Linked DNA regions of Mus musculus: region 2 is linked to region 1. A link is a loop called in an ENCODE intact Hi-C map of the cell type or tissue named here. Cell type or tissue: heart. All regions are shown on one strand.

Region 1 (8,000 bases):
GCGCCCTCTGCCGCCATTCTCTGTGCTGAAGCGCCACCTGGAGGCCAGTTCTCGTTCAAACCGCTGTGTAGTAGAGCCTCCACAGAAGGAAACAAGAAGATGCCTTGGAACAAAAAGGCGCCTTTTGAAAGAGCCTCAACAGTTTCTTCACCCGCCCTTTATCTATTGCTGATGGGGTATTCAAGAGTTAAATGACAGGCTTCTTAAAGGGACAGGATTAGAGCCACAGTGATCTTGTCACTGCCTTTCTTAAATTCTAATATCTGGATCTGAAGAGCACACGTGAGGGGAAAACTGCAGTTTGCCCTGCATCTCGGATTCCAACCTCTTCATCCCCCTACTGCAAAATTCAGGTTAGACTAACTTGTGTAGAGAGCTTGGCAGTGAGCCGGCCCCTTCTCGGGAGAGCCTGGGATGCTGCAGAGGTTTTTTAATCAGCTGCCTGGCCCTGGGCATGAACACACACCCTGGATTACTCAACAAGTAGCTGGGGGCTGGGGGGGGGGGGGGGGCGGGGACTACAAAAATAATTGTTTAAATTGAGCTCCAAGTTATTTTAGCCTGAAGAAATTCTAAGCTAGATGGACCCAGGAAATAGGGAGTATTCAACATAAAGAAAAGGGGACCAGGCTTCCAAACTGAGAAAGGTTTTGTCTTGTTTTGCCTTTTTTGTTTTTTGGTTTTTTTTTTTGTTTTGTTTTGTTTGTTTTTTGTTTTGGGTAGGGAGGCAAGTAACCAAGCAAGCAAAACAACACAGAGAAAGGGGGGGCTTTCTTTTTCAGAATTTTATACTTATTCTTTTGGTAGGCCAGCAGTTTAGCTTCCTACAAGGACAAAAGACCCTGACATCTCAAGCAAATCCTTATCAGAAAGTGGAAAATGCTAGAGTTATCAGGAATATTCCATATCAAACCATATTACAGCATCATGGTAACAAAAACAGCATGTTACTAGCTCAAAAAGTGGCCCTGGCAATCAAGGGGCTCAAACAGAGGTCCCAGAAGTCACCCCACAAAGCTACAGTTCTCTATCTTTGGACAAAGGTATCAAAAACATACACTGGAGGAAAGAGACCTCTAAACACCTGTGCTGAGAAAACGATTTCCACAAGGAGAGGAAAGACTAAGACCCCCGTCTCCAACCCTGTGCAAAATCAACTCAAAGTGGATCTTAGAGCCAGACCTGAAGCAAAACACTTCAGGACACAGGCATAGAAGAAACTTTCTCAACAGTGCTCCAACTGTACAGCACACATTGCCAACAACCAACAACTAGACGTATAGGAAACTAAGACGTTCCTGTCCAGCAAAGAAAACAAGCACCAGCGCCTAGAGAATGGTAAGAAAATCTTTGCCTGCTACACATCTTTATATATACAGAACTGGGCAAATTAAACACCAGGAAAACAGATCACCCAGCAGAAAACAAGCTAACCGACTGGGCAGACAGTTCTCAAAGAAGGCATACAGATGGGTGATACCCAAGCACAACCAGAGAACAAGCCATGAACCAAGGCAAGCTCTGGTTATCAGAGCAGCAGTATGCAGTGCCTGGGTGCCCACAAAGGTGCCCACATCTTAATGCAGTCGCTGCTGTTACTCTCCAGACCAACAGTTCCAACAAGAGTCATGGTTGAACTTATTATAAGATAAAACGGTCACCCACCCACCTGGGGAACAACATGTAGCCTACTGGTTGGGTGAAGAACACAAAGAAAACAATGTCATTTATCCACGAACCCTCTCCCCTCCAAAATTAGACTTACAAAAGCTGAGCTAGGGTATAGTAGCACATGATTGTAAGCCTGAGGAGGGAAAATTGTGAATGCAAGGCAACCTGGACTGCTAAGATCCTACTAGACAAACACACAAACAAACCAACAAAATGCCAATGTGTTTGCTATCCTAGTAGAAATGAGTTCATTGGTGTCCACAGTGACCTTGTAGAATGAGGGTTATCATTACTGTCCTGCAGAAAAGAAAACAAAGGTTAAAAGAAATTTAGTAATTTAGCCTAAAATACCAGTAGCCATGATGTGAACTCAAGCATTCTGGCTCCAGAATATCTGTGGTCTTCCAAGATGCCACCTTGGAACAAAGCCAGCATGCTACGTACTGAAGAGAATATTCTGAGAAGCAGTTCAGTTTGCCACGGAGCACTGCGGGAGTTCATATGCAGTCATGGGGGCTGGACTACATAGGGGAATGTCTGGGCTAAAGAGGATCTTCAGTCAGAAATGATGCCCACTGGTAGTCTCAACACACATTGCATTTTGTAGAGGGCTCAAAAAGTCTCAACCCTTCACTTCCCATATCCTCATTTAAAGCAGCTGAGATCTCTGTCCTCTTTAAAATTCCATATGTGCATTTGTAATTATTGTTCTTTAAAAGAGCCTTTCCAGGGAGTTAAGAACCACTGGAAAAAACTGGGAGGAGGAGGGAGGACAGGACAAAACATTAGACGGGACAAGGACATTAGAGACTAAGTTGAGAATGGCTCAGTGTGCTTGAGACGATCTATAGGACTCCAAAGCTGAAAGGGTTCCTAAGTCAGGATGCGTGCCTGCTTCTTAAATATCAAGGGTGCCACCCAGACTCTCCAGTCAACAGCTTACCAAGATCGCAGTATGTGGGTCTATGTCAGAACCTCAGTCCCACTGACTCGTGGGCCAGTGCACTCTTTATTTCTTGAAGAGTGTCTTGTTTCCAAGCCAAATCCAACTAGGAACCCAAATCTCCAGGGCTAGCCCTAGAAAACCAACCTTCCCCATTCTCCACCCAGAGCTGTGCAGACAGGAGAGGGAGGAGGGGGAGACGCTCCACTTTGAAAGCCTGTAATGCATGGGTGGCTGTGCTGAGTGTGGTGCTCCATTTGTTATCTGCATTAGCTGATGTAGCCCACTCTAGAGAAAGCCAGGCATGCTTATGTGCATCCTGCAAATCTGGAACACAGGTACCCAAAACCAAAGGGACTCACTTAAGCTTCTGCAACTTGCTAAGTCGGACTTGAGCCAGCTGCTTACTTTTAAAAGTCATGTGGTAAATGAAGGGCCCAGCTGACCAGGCAGGACTTCCGGGTACTCACCAGCTGTCTCACAGCAAGTGGGTGGTGTCTTAGGACTCCCACCAAGGATGGCAAATTGGAGCCCTTGGAATCTTTTTGTGCTTTTGCTCAAATGCCCTTTCAGAGGGCCAAGGGAAGGGTAGGGAAAGCATAAGGGAAGACACATTAGGGTTTGCAGAGAGAGTAAACAAGTCAGTGCTTTCACAAAACTATACATTGCCTTCAGGGGCTCAAAAAAAAATCTAGGCTGATCCTACATTTTTCTATCACTTGTATTAATCATTTCAATAGCTAGTCTTAGATCATGTATAACTCGGACACGAGAGGACTTTAAAGAAAGTGACCAACTGATCATTTTTCTTTCCTGGACCATGGAAAGCAATAAGCAGAGCCAGCTGAGAGGCCTCCCTAAATTGAGGCTGGCCAAAGATAGAACTCGGGAGACACTCACAGCTGGAGGTGCGGGGTCCTCTGCAAACTTCTCCTGACCTCTGGGTACTGACGTCTGTTGTGCTCGGGGAAACGCCAGGGAGCAGTATACACTTGGCAGATGAAGGCAGGTGACTCAGGGCTAAGAGAGGTGTGAGAGAAGGCTGGGGCTGGTGGCACAGGCCCACGAGGCAGCATGCCTGCCAACATGATTCATGGCTTTCCCTCCAGACCTGCAATTTATTATGATTTTGTGTTTCTCCAAAAGTCAAATTTTCTCAACATCACATGCTTGAATTTTCACCTTAAAAGTCCCATTTTAGTAGAAGCAGCCTGTGTAGTCCCTGAACCTGTCCCCACCCCTCCTGTGACATGTATAAAGGACAAAGACACCCAGGCAGCAGCAATTCACTGTTGGAAGAGAAATGTATTTCTTCTCTGCCCTTGCTGTTTCTGGCATGGGACACAGACTCCTATGAAGCTTGCTCCAAAGGATAAATAATTCAAGCTACTGTCCCCACTGCCATTGCCAGCCACATGTGCATTGTTTTCAAGAGTGAGGGATGTCACACTGGCTTTGATGGAGCATTTAGAAAAGAAATAAACTGAAGCTACTCAGATCTTGGAGCAGGAGTGATGAGTCAGCAGGTAAGATGTACTCTGCTCTTACATAGGACCTGAGGGTCAGTTCCCAGCACCTAAATCACCTGTAACAGGTGACTCATAACTGCCTGTCACTCCCCAGCTCCAGGGGGAGACCTCTGATCTTGCATGTGCATGTGCCGACACACATATACACATAACTAAAAATAATAAAGAGAGCCCTTTAAACAACCCAATCTTGCACATATGCCTTAAGAGATGGCCTGCTGTCAGTCAGTGTATGCGATTCTATTGCATCTGACTTCTCCTTGGAAAAGAATAAAATAGGAGCTTAAAAGTGCTCACTAAGCTGGGCATGGTGGAGCACACCTATAATCTCAGAACTCAGGGAGGCAGAGTCAAGCAGATCTGATTTCTAGGCCAGCCTGATCTACATAGCAAACTCCAGGCCAACCAGGGCTACATGTCCAAATGAATACTTACTCTTGAATGCTCAGAGTACTCCTTCTTTGTTCCTAGACTCACTCACGCTTGTGGCAGTTGGTTTGCTGCTTGCTGGTTTCAGCTTCCTATACTTGATCCCTGGGGTGGATCAGGAGAACGGCATGCTAGCCAGTGCACTCATCTGCTTGGTTTTGTTTCTCCTCGGGAAACCTAAAAATGTCGAGCCCCTACGAGGCATTTCAACTTATAATGAACTGGAGGGGCCTGGGGAGATGGTGTGAGGAACTGAGTTTGACTCCTAGAACCCATTGAAACCAATGCAGTGCCTCTGTCATCCCAGCATTCCTACGGGGAGATGGGAAGCAAAGACAGGAGAATTCCTAGGAGCTCAAGGTGGAAGGTGGAGACTGACACCCAAGGCTGTCCTGTCACGTATGCACCATAGCACATACACCCATATCCATGCTCTCTCCTTGATATACCACACACACACACACACACACACACACACACACACACACACACACATGGGTGGGGATGAGATGAAAATAAAAACAGCAAACCAAAAACTAACAGCTGGTCGTGGTGGTACAAGACTTTAATCTCAGCACTCGAGGCAGAGGCAGAGAGGCAGAGAGGCAGAGAGGCAGAGAGGCAGAGAGGCAGAGAGGCAGAGAGGCAGAGAGGCAGAGAGGCAGAGGCAGGTGGAAATTCCTGTAAATTTGATACCAGCCTGGCCTACATAGTGGATTCCAGGACAGCCAGGGCTACATAACAGAGAGACCCTGTTTGAAAACAAAACAAAGCTGAGCACAGTGACATCTGCCTACTCAGGAGATGGAGCAAGATGATCACACTGTGCTGCATAGTGAGGTTGAAGCTGGCCTGGACTACATGAGACCCCAACCAAAAAACAAAAATCAAAAATCAAAAAACGGGGGGTGGGGGCAGCTACGGAAGGAATGAAAGAAGAAACAAGCAAACAAACAAAATCCCAAACTGGTCAGTGCCCAGTGTCTTACTGTAGAAAGGGGCTTTGGAGCACATGACCTCAGGCAAATCATATAATCTGGAATGAACTCCTTACTTACAAAGAAGGAATCTGACCAGCTTGGCTGGGTCGTTGGAAGACTATGTCTATTAGAGCTCCAGACTGGGTAAGGAATGTTTTTGAGTGGGCTGAAGAGATGGCTCAGAAGCTAAGAGCAAGTACACACACACACACAACTAGTTCATGTGTACCACACACATGTAAGGTACCTACAGACACCAGATCCCCTGGAACTGGAACTCGAGTTATAAGCTGTCTTGAGCTGCCTAATATGGGTACTGGGAATCAACCCCAGGCCCTCTACATGCTCTTAACCTCTTCGTCATCTCTCCAGGTCCAAATCTGAGCTGTCAAGAAACGCTGGCTGAACAACGCAGCAGAGGTAGCAAATCCAACAGGCCCAACAGCCTTGTTTCAGGCATTACCACAAGCCACATGACACCCACATTGGCAATCCCTGTTCTTTGACGACTGACCTATGTATTTTCGTTTCCTTTAAGCCACCTTGTGATAAAATTTCCCTGGTAACAAACTACAGGCTTCCCATCCCAGACTAGAAACACAGCAGGCATGGGAAGCAAATCTGCACTCATCGGATAAGGAGCCAGGACATGGGGGAGGATGCTGAGCAGCAAAGTCCTTTCAGTTGCTGCTGGCCAGGGGTGGTTTTCAAGTTCCAAATATTCCATATCACTGGGCTAAAAGGAACCCTGAGATGAGTAAAACCAGCCCCCGTGGTCCCAGTCCCAGTCCCAGTGGCACTGACAGTCACAGAGGTAGCAATCCAGAAGGCCACAGACTATTCCAGGTCACACACTGTACTTGTCATTTGTCCATAAAAAATATTATACATTCACACACACAGAGAGAGAGGGGGGGGGAGAGGGAGAGGGAGAGGGAGAGGGAGGGAGAGGGAGAGAGAGAAACTGTGCAGAAGTCAGAAATGTTCATAAACTGACAAGAGTACCTCTCTTAAATATATAAAACTTACACTTGCACTTTGTGTGTGTGTGTACTTTCATGTGTGGGGGTGTTCATGTATGTGGAGGCCAGATAACCTTGGATGCTATTCCCTGGTAGTGGTCCTTTTTAACTCTGTATTTTTAAACAGGGTATCTCACTAACCTGGATGAAGGGCCTTTACACAGGTGCTGAGACTCAAACTCAGCACCACCCACTACCCCCTCCCTTTTTGAGATAGGGTGTCTAGCACAGACTAGCCTCACACTCAGCTATATAACCAAGGATGACCTTGAACTCCTGGTCCTCCTGCCTTCGATTCTCAAATACTGGGATTATTGACATGTACCAACACACCCAGCCTGTACTTCATCTGTCTTTTCTTTTCTTTTTTTTCTTTTCTTTTCTCTTCTCTTTTCTCCTCTCCTCTCCCTTTTTTTTTCTTTTTTTCCTTCCTTCCTTTCTTTCTTCCTTCCTTCCTTCCTTCCAACATTCACTCGTAGTCCAGCCAGCAAGCATGCTGTATGGACAGTTTCTTCTTGGAGGCACTCAGGTGCCCGCCCGGCTGGGGAGGCGGCCTAAGCCACAGCAGCAGCGGTCTCCATCTTGGTCCGGGACCCGCCGAACTTAGGAAATTAGTCTGAACAGGTGAGAGGGTGCGCCAGAGAACCTGACAGCTTCTGGAACAGGCGGAAGCACAGAGGCACTGAGGCAGCACCCTTTGTGGGCCGGGGACAGCCAGCCACCGTCTGGACCGGAGGACAGGTGCCCGCCCGGCTGGGGAGGCGGCCTAAGCCACAGCAGCAGCGGTCGCCATCTTGGTCCGGGACCCGCCGAACTTAGGAAATTAGTCTGAACAGGTGAGAGGGTGCGCCAGAGAACCTGACAGCCTCTGGAACAGGCAGAAGCACAGAGGGGCTGAGGCAGCACCCTGTGTGGGCCGGGGACAGCCGGCCACCTTCCGGACCGGAGGACAGGTGCCCGCCCGGCTGGGGAGGCGACCTAAGCCACAGCAGCAGCGGTCGCCATCTTGGTCCGGGACCCGCCGAACTTAGGAAATTAGTCTGAACAGGTGAGAGGGTGCGCCAGAGAACCTGACAGCTTCTGGAACAGGCGGCGGCAGAAGCGCTGAGGCAGCACCCTGTGTGGGCCGGGGTCAGCCGGCCACCTTCCGGACCAGAGGACAGGTGCCCGCCCGGCTGGGGAGGCGACCTAAGCCACAGCAGCAGCGGTCGCCATCTTGGTCCGGGACCCGCCGAACTTAGGGAATTAGTCTGAACAGGTGAGAGGGTGCGCCAGAGAACCTGACAGCTTCTGGAACAGGCGGAAGCACAGAGGCGCTGAGGCAGCACCCTTTGTGGGCCGGGGACAGCCAGCCACCGTCCGGACCGGAGGACAGGTGCCCGTCCGGCTGGGGAGGCGGCCTAAGCCACAGCAGCAGCGGTCGCCA
Region 2 (8,000 bases), 130 kb before region 1:
TGGAAGGTACTTATCGACTGGACAGTTTCTTGATGCCAACATGGGCGTCCATTTCATCTTCACACTCTTAAAAACATTCCTAAGATGCTCAGTGAATCTGACTTGGATGGCGTTCCACATACCTCCTTCCCCAGTTTCTTTTCTGAGCCGCACTTGAAAGGCTCATCCTGGATCAGCCTCTGAGCGCCCTTCCTGCTGGGCACCTCATCAAGGCATCAGAACAACAAGCTTCACAGTGGACTAGGCCTCTGTCCTATTTTCTTTGAAGACTTTCTTTCCTTCTCCTTTTCATCTGGCTGCACACAGCCCATGTGGATATTAATTTGCACTGAACTCTGGTTAAATTTTAAATGTGCCTCCAAATTTACATTCTAGGCGAAGAGCCACAAATTTGAATATTGAAACTCATTAAATAATTAATTTTTCTAGGATTCCTTCCACTCTGAGAACAGCAAATTTCCCAAGTACATAAATATGAGCTCAGAGCTTAGAAATTAAGGCAGATGATGTGTGTACAATTTCAGTGCAGAGCTAGAGGAAAGCGTGCATTCTGTTCTTTAAATTACAATTTATTAGTCAAGGGGGTTACTAAAAAACACACTCCATAATCTAATTTCTCTTTGTACAAATTGTCAGATAGAAACCAAATCTTCCAGTTATTGCTTCAGAATGTTTCAGTCCCCAGAAATAGCTATAAATTAGACCCATTCACCATTGGAAAGCTCTGGGTTTTCTGCATTACAATTCTATGCAGTTTATATGTTATGCAAATTGAGCTTTTCTGAATACCATCTAATGCATTTATTCTTCTTCAAAATTAGCTAAACACCAACTTTTTTCCTGCTAAATTCATCTCCCTACAAAGACAGGTATAAGGACAATCGTCTGACGTGTGCTATGGTTTATTATTATTGCCAAAATGTATATGGCTGGACAATAGCTTTTAAAATATATATGGGTATGAGGGAGGGTGTAACTCATTTAGTAGAGTGCTTGCCAAGCACAGGAAAAGCTCTGGGTTCAGTTCTCAACAGGAAACAGGCATGGAGGAACACAGTGATACCGGCACTCCGGAGGTAGGAAGGTCAGAAGGTCAAGGCCATTCTTGGCTACACATTGAGTTTAAAGCCACCTGAAGGGAGGGAAAGAGAGCAAGTAAAAGAAAAGAAAACAAAGGAAAACAAACAAACAAACAAACAAAAACCCAAAAAGCTACAATCTGTAGGGCTACATTTCACAAAAAAATAAATTTAAAATCTGGATGATGTCCAGAGTGTGAGGAGTGAAGATTAAAGAATGAAGACTGAGGTCCATCAGCTGCCAGGCCCAGATAAGGTGGGAGGGAAGACCACTCCTCACCTCACCCCCACCCAGATGAGCCAGGGTTGAGGGCATTGGGGTGGAGAGCAAAGCTGGGCAGGGTAGCTCATGCAAATAATACCAGTGCCTTTAGGGCTGAGGCAGGAGAGCAGCCTGAGCTACAGAACTGGACCCTGTCTCAGAGGGGTTTATGTATGTCAGAGGGCAAGTGTCCTGAAAGGCAGGACCACACCAAAGTACAAGTGCTCCATTTACCTTTAGCTTTTAGGAAAAACAGACTCATTTCAGGATAGCATTTCTCATTCTCGATCACATTCAAGTTACCACTAACTGGGGTCTAATTCAGTTATACGTCCTGTGGGAAGGTAGTCAGTCCTTCTAAAGCTCTGATCTTCAGATCTACTGTTTGATGGGTAGGTGCTGCATGAAGGATTGCTTACATCATCAAACTCAGATAGGCTGAGTTCAGCAGCTGCTTCACTGAGAAGCATAAGGAACGCCTTAGTGCTGGGTAAAGACAGAAAGACGTGTGACTTTTCTCACACAACGGCAGCAGCAATGTACATGCAAAGGATTTGCCAGAGTTACTCCTGGGAAAGGGTCCCAGAGCTCCCTGAGGAAGTAATGAACCTCATTATCAACTCTCACGCTGTCACAACAATGGAAGCTGCCTTTTCAGGACTCCATGTTAAGGAGGCTTCCAGAAGAAAACCTTCTGAGAGAATTAGTACTCTAGTGCACTCAGAGAGTGCTTGGCTAGACAGAAACAGCAAAGCATGGGCATCACTGTTTTGTCCAAAGCAGTTGAAAAAAAATTTCAAGATGGAGACAATCTCTGGGGCTCTGTAGACAGAGTTCAAGACCCCAGCCCTCTGTATTAGCAACGTGAACTCTAGCCAGCTAAGTGTTTTAAACCTCAATGTCCATGTTTGTAAGATGGAGATAAGATTTACTACCCACCTCACAGAGTGGTCCAAATCTTAAGCCAGGAGCTGAAAACTGTGATTTAGAAATGTTACTTACGAGAACCATCTTGTTAGCATTCTCTCTACTCTAGGGCTGGGATGACCCATTGAACTAACTGAAGCCAATACGTCTTGCTCCCTTCGTATCCTAAGTCCTTCAGAAGAGTCCTAATTGAAGTTGTATATTAAATATCTAGGTAGGTCTATGTACATATTGGCTTCTATTTTTTTTAATGCACAAGTATTTTAACTGACACATAAAAACGTAAGCTTTATATATGTATGGAGTACCACACAACATTTTGAGACATATGAGTTGTGTAGTGTTTAAATGAGGGCAAACACTTCAGTCTACTCACCTAACATTTATGGTGAAAACATTCAAAACTCTCTCTGCCAGCTCTTTGAAATACACTATGCATTGCTGTTATCTGCAGTCACCCTACTGTGCACAGTCACCCTACTGTGCACACCAGAGCGGCTTGCTCCTGTCTAACTCTACACTCCTATTTTTACAGTGGGTTTGATTTTATAATTGGGGTAATACCTCAACACATAGACAGTGCTCTCTTGGCACTAATAAGTCTATAAAAAGGTTACGTCTCTGCTCTGTGTCTACAATTCTCTGACAGGTCTTCTTCCTGGTAATAGGTTTGCCCTTAAATCTTCCCTGGTAGATCTTGTTTTCAGAAAAGAAAGGATATTGGTGTTTAATATATATGATGGATTTTTAAAAAACAGTAACAGTCCCAAATAGATCCTGTCTCCCACCCTCACATATTTGAGCTGTTCCCTCCCACCTTGGCTCTGGACTTGGCCACTTGAGTTGGCCTATGGGATCATTATCAAATTTGACAGAAGCAGGGGCTGGACACGGACTTGCCAATTGAGCTTGACTCGTTCTTGTTGTTGAGAACTTTCTGGCAGTAGGTGAAGAAACACAAGCCAGCCTGCTGGAGAGAACAACCTAGACACCAGCCAGAACCCCCTCACCCCAACCCCCATCCACACGAGCAAAGGCATTGTAGGCTTCCAGCCCCGTCTGAGTTGCCAGCTGCCTGCAGCCGCATGAATGGCTCTGATGAAACCAGCCCCCGAATGTCCAGCTGCATCTAGCCCTCGCTGCTGACCTGCAGAATAATGAACTGATAAAACGGCTGTTGTTCTTAGCTACCAAGTGCTGGAGGGGTTTGTCAAAGCAGATAACAGATAAACTTAAATTTTATAGATACAGTAGCAGTTATTTCTGCCCTCCTGTTTATGCTTCTAGAAGAAGCTTTTGTCGCATGATAAGACATGGAGATCTGTTTGTGGAAAGTCCAGAGAGACCCACGCCTGTGGCCCTCCCCCTTTTCCTTTTAGTTGATTTTGGATAATCCAGAATAGAAGCTCTGCCTGTGAAATTTTTGAGAAGTGTAGCAGAACCGTCAGCTAAACAAAGTGAGAGTCTCTGAATAGCAAGAGAGAGATTAGCTGGCAGCAGGAATGTGCTCCACTCCTGGGAATAACTTCCTGACACCACTCTGCATATCACAGTGCCAATCCCTCGTCTTGATACTTAGCATGCACAGTCACACAGGCATACTCAGTAGTTATTGAAGAATGCCGATTTTCACCTGGTGAATGGATGTCGCTAAGTGGCTGAATAGATTCTAGAGATGCAGTTAAGGGAAATGGCTGCTAACCTATAACAAGGAAGTGGGTGGGGAATGGACTTTGAAAGACTCTGGAGAAGCTTAAAAAAATAATGAGAAACAAGAGGAATAGACACACTCAAAGCAGAGAGACTCCGATTTCTCTGTGGTTCTGGCCCACCAGGCAGGTAACAAATAACTATGAATAGTCAACTTCACTAAATAAACAAACAATGCAAACTCCTTGGAAGGAGGTCAGGTTCTCAAATTAAGGTCACCAAAATTGCCAGTGTAATATACGAGGGATGTAGAGAGATAAACTGAAATGTTCAGGATCCAATTGGGAAACCCACATTCCATTAAACACTCCTCACAGAGATCTAGAAGAACTATTTGTTAAATATTTTGTTCTAGAGGAGAGACACCGCAGAGATTTGAACTAATGCTGGGGATGACAAAGAGGATAATGGACGAGAGAGAGAGAGAGAGAGAGAGAGAGAGAGAGAGAGAGAAATGGGGGAACACTTTGGCTTCATTCTGCTTCCTCAAACAATCACAAACTAACCCCCCCCCTCCATGGGGGAATTCCTGAGATACAGGAAGACTCCCCATCATGAATAAGAATATTTAAAAATCTTAAATACCACCTAAAGTAGCAAGGCCACTGTTGGTTTTTAAGATTTATTCTTTCTTCTTATGGCAACAACCCTCCTCTCTTCACACCCTGATGCTTGGATGGAAACTGGGTCCTGTGGTTGGCATGTGACCATCATTAAGCCACTGTGAGCCACTGACATTCACTAACGAGGGTCACAGGACCCTACTAGAACCAATGGAATGCTGTTAAACGTGGGTCTGTAGGAGGCTGGGGCTGGCGCCATCATGTTGGGCTCTGTGCACTTAGATTCTGGGATGGAAGCCAAGACAGTGGTGGAAGATGGCCACGTAAGGTGGAATTTGAGCTATGAAATCAGCCTCATCTGAAACCATGCTTACCCCTCAGATGTTTTGTTTCCATAGACCAACACATTCCATTGTTGCTTAAGTCAATTGCTTTCTGTCACTTGCTATCAGGAGAGCAGTGGGGGTCATCTCTTAATGGATTTCTCATCTGTAAAAATGGGAGACATTACTAGAAGAGAGCATCTATCTTCAGCCTGTAGTTCTGATTTTAAGAGAGTGAGGTTATAATATTCTACCAGACAAATGGTTTGTCCTGGTCATCGTCAATGCAGTGAAATGCATTGAGTGCTCACATTATTTTCTTTCTTTTCTGCATAAAAGGCAAATGTATACAATTTCATCACATGCCATTTACATGTAGAAATGGACCCTTGAGTGTGATATCACCATAGAGATTGGAATCTAGGAACAGAAAAAGCAATTATAGTTGGAAAAGAACATTATCATCTTTGAAGCATCGGACCTGTGTAAACATAGTCCATACCTTTTCTAAATATTGACCAATACTGCTTTTAACTAGAGTTATGCAGGCATAAAATATCCTTGGCTTGCAAATTTTCTATTAACTTGAACATACTGGGAACACTTAACAGCAAGGCAGTACTGAAAGTGCCAAAGAAATTAATGGCTTTGTACTGGACTACTGAAACATGTCCACTAATGTTTAAAATTCCATGTCCCAGGACATCACTCATTTCTGCTGAGGAAAGCTGAAAGACCAGGAATCTGCTGGGTGAATCATCACTTTTTAAAGTCTCCTATTGAGTTTCTTTTTCTCCCTTCTCTTTCTTCTCCTGCCTGTACCCTTTACCCATGGGATTAATGGGAAAGTTGTTTATAAGACGTTGGGAAAGGATTACACAACCTAGGCTATGATTTATCATATAGGTAAAAAGAAATCCAAATGAATAAAAAAGCTATACACCTCATTAAAAATAGTCATGTGGAGTCAACACTTACAGGACCTTGAAATCCATTGTCTTCAGCATCTTTGAGAGAAACCCAGCAGCTGTGTGCACAGTTTACGAAACCGTACATCAAGGTCACACCGCAGGGCTCAGTTTTAAGCTCCCTATTCATCCTGCTCCTTGGATGATGACTTCCGGGGAAGGTAGAGCATCTGCCAGCCAGTCCTAGCACCACCACACCTGCAGATCTCAGCGTGCCTTTTGTACAGTCTCATATCACTAGAAGCCCCAGTGTATATTGTATTCATTACAAAAACTGGGAAATGGCTTTTCACATGAGTGTACATATTTAATGTCTTATTTACACGCTTAGCCAGAATGATCGGCTTCTTCCTCCACAAATATTTGTTAAGTACCTACCATGTGCTGGGCACCAAGACATGCCCAAGAGAAGTACTTGCTTGCTTTGCAACATCTCCTTGTTAGTGCTTCTGGATTATCACCTCTGTGACTCTTCTCATTCCTCCCTCCACTCAAAGAGAATGACTACAGCAGTGGCAATGGCTTTCACACTCGTTCTCAACCTTGGTGAAGAGGAGGTCTCTCAACATAGACTAGTCCTAAGGTTTGGGTGTGGCTCACTGGTGGAATACCTGTGCAGCATGCCCTGAGCTCCATCCCCCAAACTGCAAATAATAGTAACTATAATGAAACTGATCCTCTATCCTTGTCCTCATTCACCATATCCAGATATGTACCATATCCAAGTGTTTATTCCCCTTCTTAACATATCAAAAACAACAGCCCTTTCTGTCCCCATTATCCTAACTTTTGTCCACACCCTCAACATCTCTCGGCAAGTCTCCTTCTGCCTCCAAATACAATTTACTTACATGCTACTGTCAGAGCTCTCCTCCTCCCTCTGTCCTCCCCCTCCCTCTCCTCCCCCTCCTCTTCCCCATATCCCTCTCCCCTCCTCCTCCTCCTCCTCCTCCTCCTCCTCCCCCCATCATGGGTCTCTGTGTGCATGCAGGTGTCCACAGAGGCCAGAAGAGGACATCTGACCCTCTAGAGTTAGAATTATAGGCAGCCGTAGACCACCTGACTTGTGTGCTGGGATGTAAATGTCAGTCGTTGGCAAGAACAGCATGCTTTCTTAATTGCTGAGTCATCTCTCCAGTCCCCTGGTTAAATTTCTAAAATCTAAACCTAGGTCATGACCTCTTACAGCTCCCCTTCCCACCCCCACACTTGTGGATTCCTACCTGTCTTATAGGATCAATTCCCATCTCTTCTGCATGACCAGGTCTTTAGAACCTTAACTCTGCCTGTCTTTCCAGCCTATTCTGGTTCTTAGTCACATGTGTTGCTCATCCACACACCTCACACATAGCACATGTGCCTTTCGGCCTTTGGACATGGCATTCTCAGTACTGACCACCTTCTCTGTCCAGAGAGCTATTTTTAACATGTCTTCTAAGAAGGCCTTCCTTGTTCTGGACAAGCATAGATTGTTTAATATCCAATTGTGATGATTTGTTTGCATAGTGACCTATACCATTAGTCTGTGGGCTCATTCACATACCTTGATCATCTCAGTGTTACAGTAGATATGAGGTGGTGTGTTGGAGAGAAAGAAATATAAGGCCAATTTTCTATTCACCGCTCCTGCCAGAAAGGTGAGATAAGATAGCATATTATTTGTGAATAATTAGCAAGATAAGTGGGATATTAGCCAGAGGCTGCTGATGTTCCAGTCTCGCTGACTTAAAAGGACAAATGCTCTGGTTTAGAGAATCAAGGAGGAGGAATTGGCCTTGATCTTGGAGAGTTGTCATTCACTAAGGGGAATAGAAGAAGGACGTGAAGGAAAAAGAGAGGCTTACTATATAGCTGAAGTCCAAAGGCAGAAAACCTACGATACATGCAAGGCTGAGACAGGGCTGGGCAGAAGCATGGGACCAAGAGTCAGAACATGGGCATGGCCCCACAAACAACTGAACATTTTTGATACAGGAAGAACTGTAGAAATGGTATTTCAGGATTAATTAGATGGTATTGAAATGGATCAAAGGTAGAAAAACAAATTAGGAAGCTATTGAACAATCCATGCTTGAGGAGATGGAGTCTTATCCACAGTATTGACAAAGGAATTAGAAGGGAAGATGCGAAGAGCCTGAGGATGGAGTTGGACAGCCAGGGGGACTCTT

What was found. Hi-C counts contacts between places; a loop is a spot of excess contacts. Peaks named below come from ENCODE experiments on the same cell type or tissue, not always from the same donor. Only the 100,000 strongest peaks of a DNase experiment are listed, where the experiment ranks them.
Region 2: a loop joins it to region 1, with 2.9 times the contacts of the local background. A loop is called at or near these places in 5 of 42 quality-filtered maps.

What each region holds. Positions count from the first base shown.
Region 1 is chr3:104,442,182-104,450,181 of GRCm38, forward strand. No RefSeq gene overlaps it. Among named protein-coding and RNA genes, the nearest start is that of Gm38412, 37 kb to the left of the region's middle. In heart, a CTCF peak has its summit at 3,586; DNase peaks (open chromatin) are centred at 380 and 3,620; H3K4me3 peaks cover 321 bases; H3K27ac peaks cover 435 bases.
Region 2 is chr3:104,315,835-104,323,834 of GRCm38, forward strand. No RefSeq gene overlaps it. Among named protein-coding and RNA genes, the nearest start is that of Gm5546, 40 kb to the right of the region's middle. In heart, no CTCF peak of the experiment used is centred here; DNase peaks (open chromatin) are centred at 3,257 and 4,797; H3K4me3 peaks cover 945 bases; H3K27ac peaks cover 4,077 bases.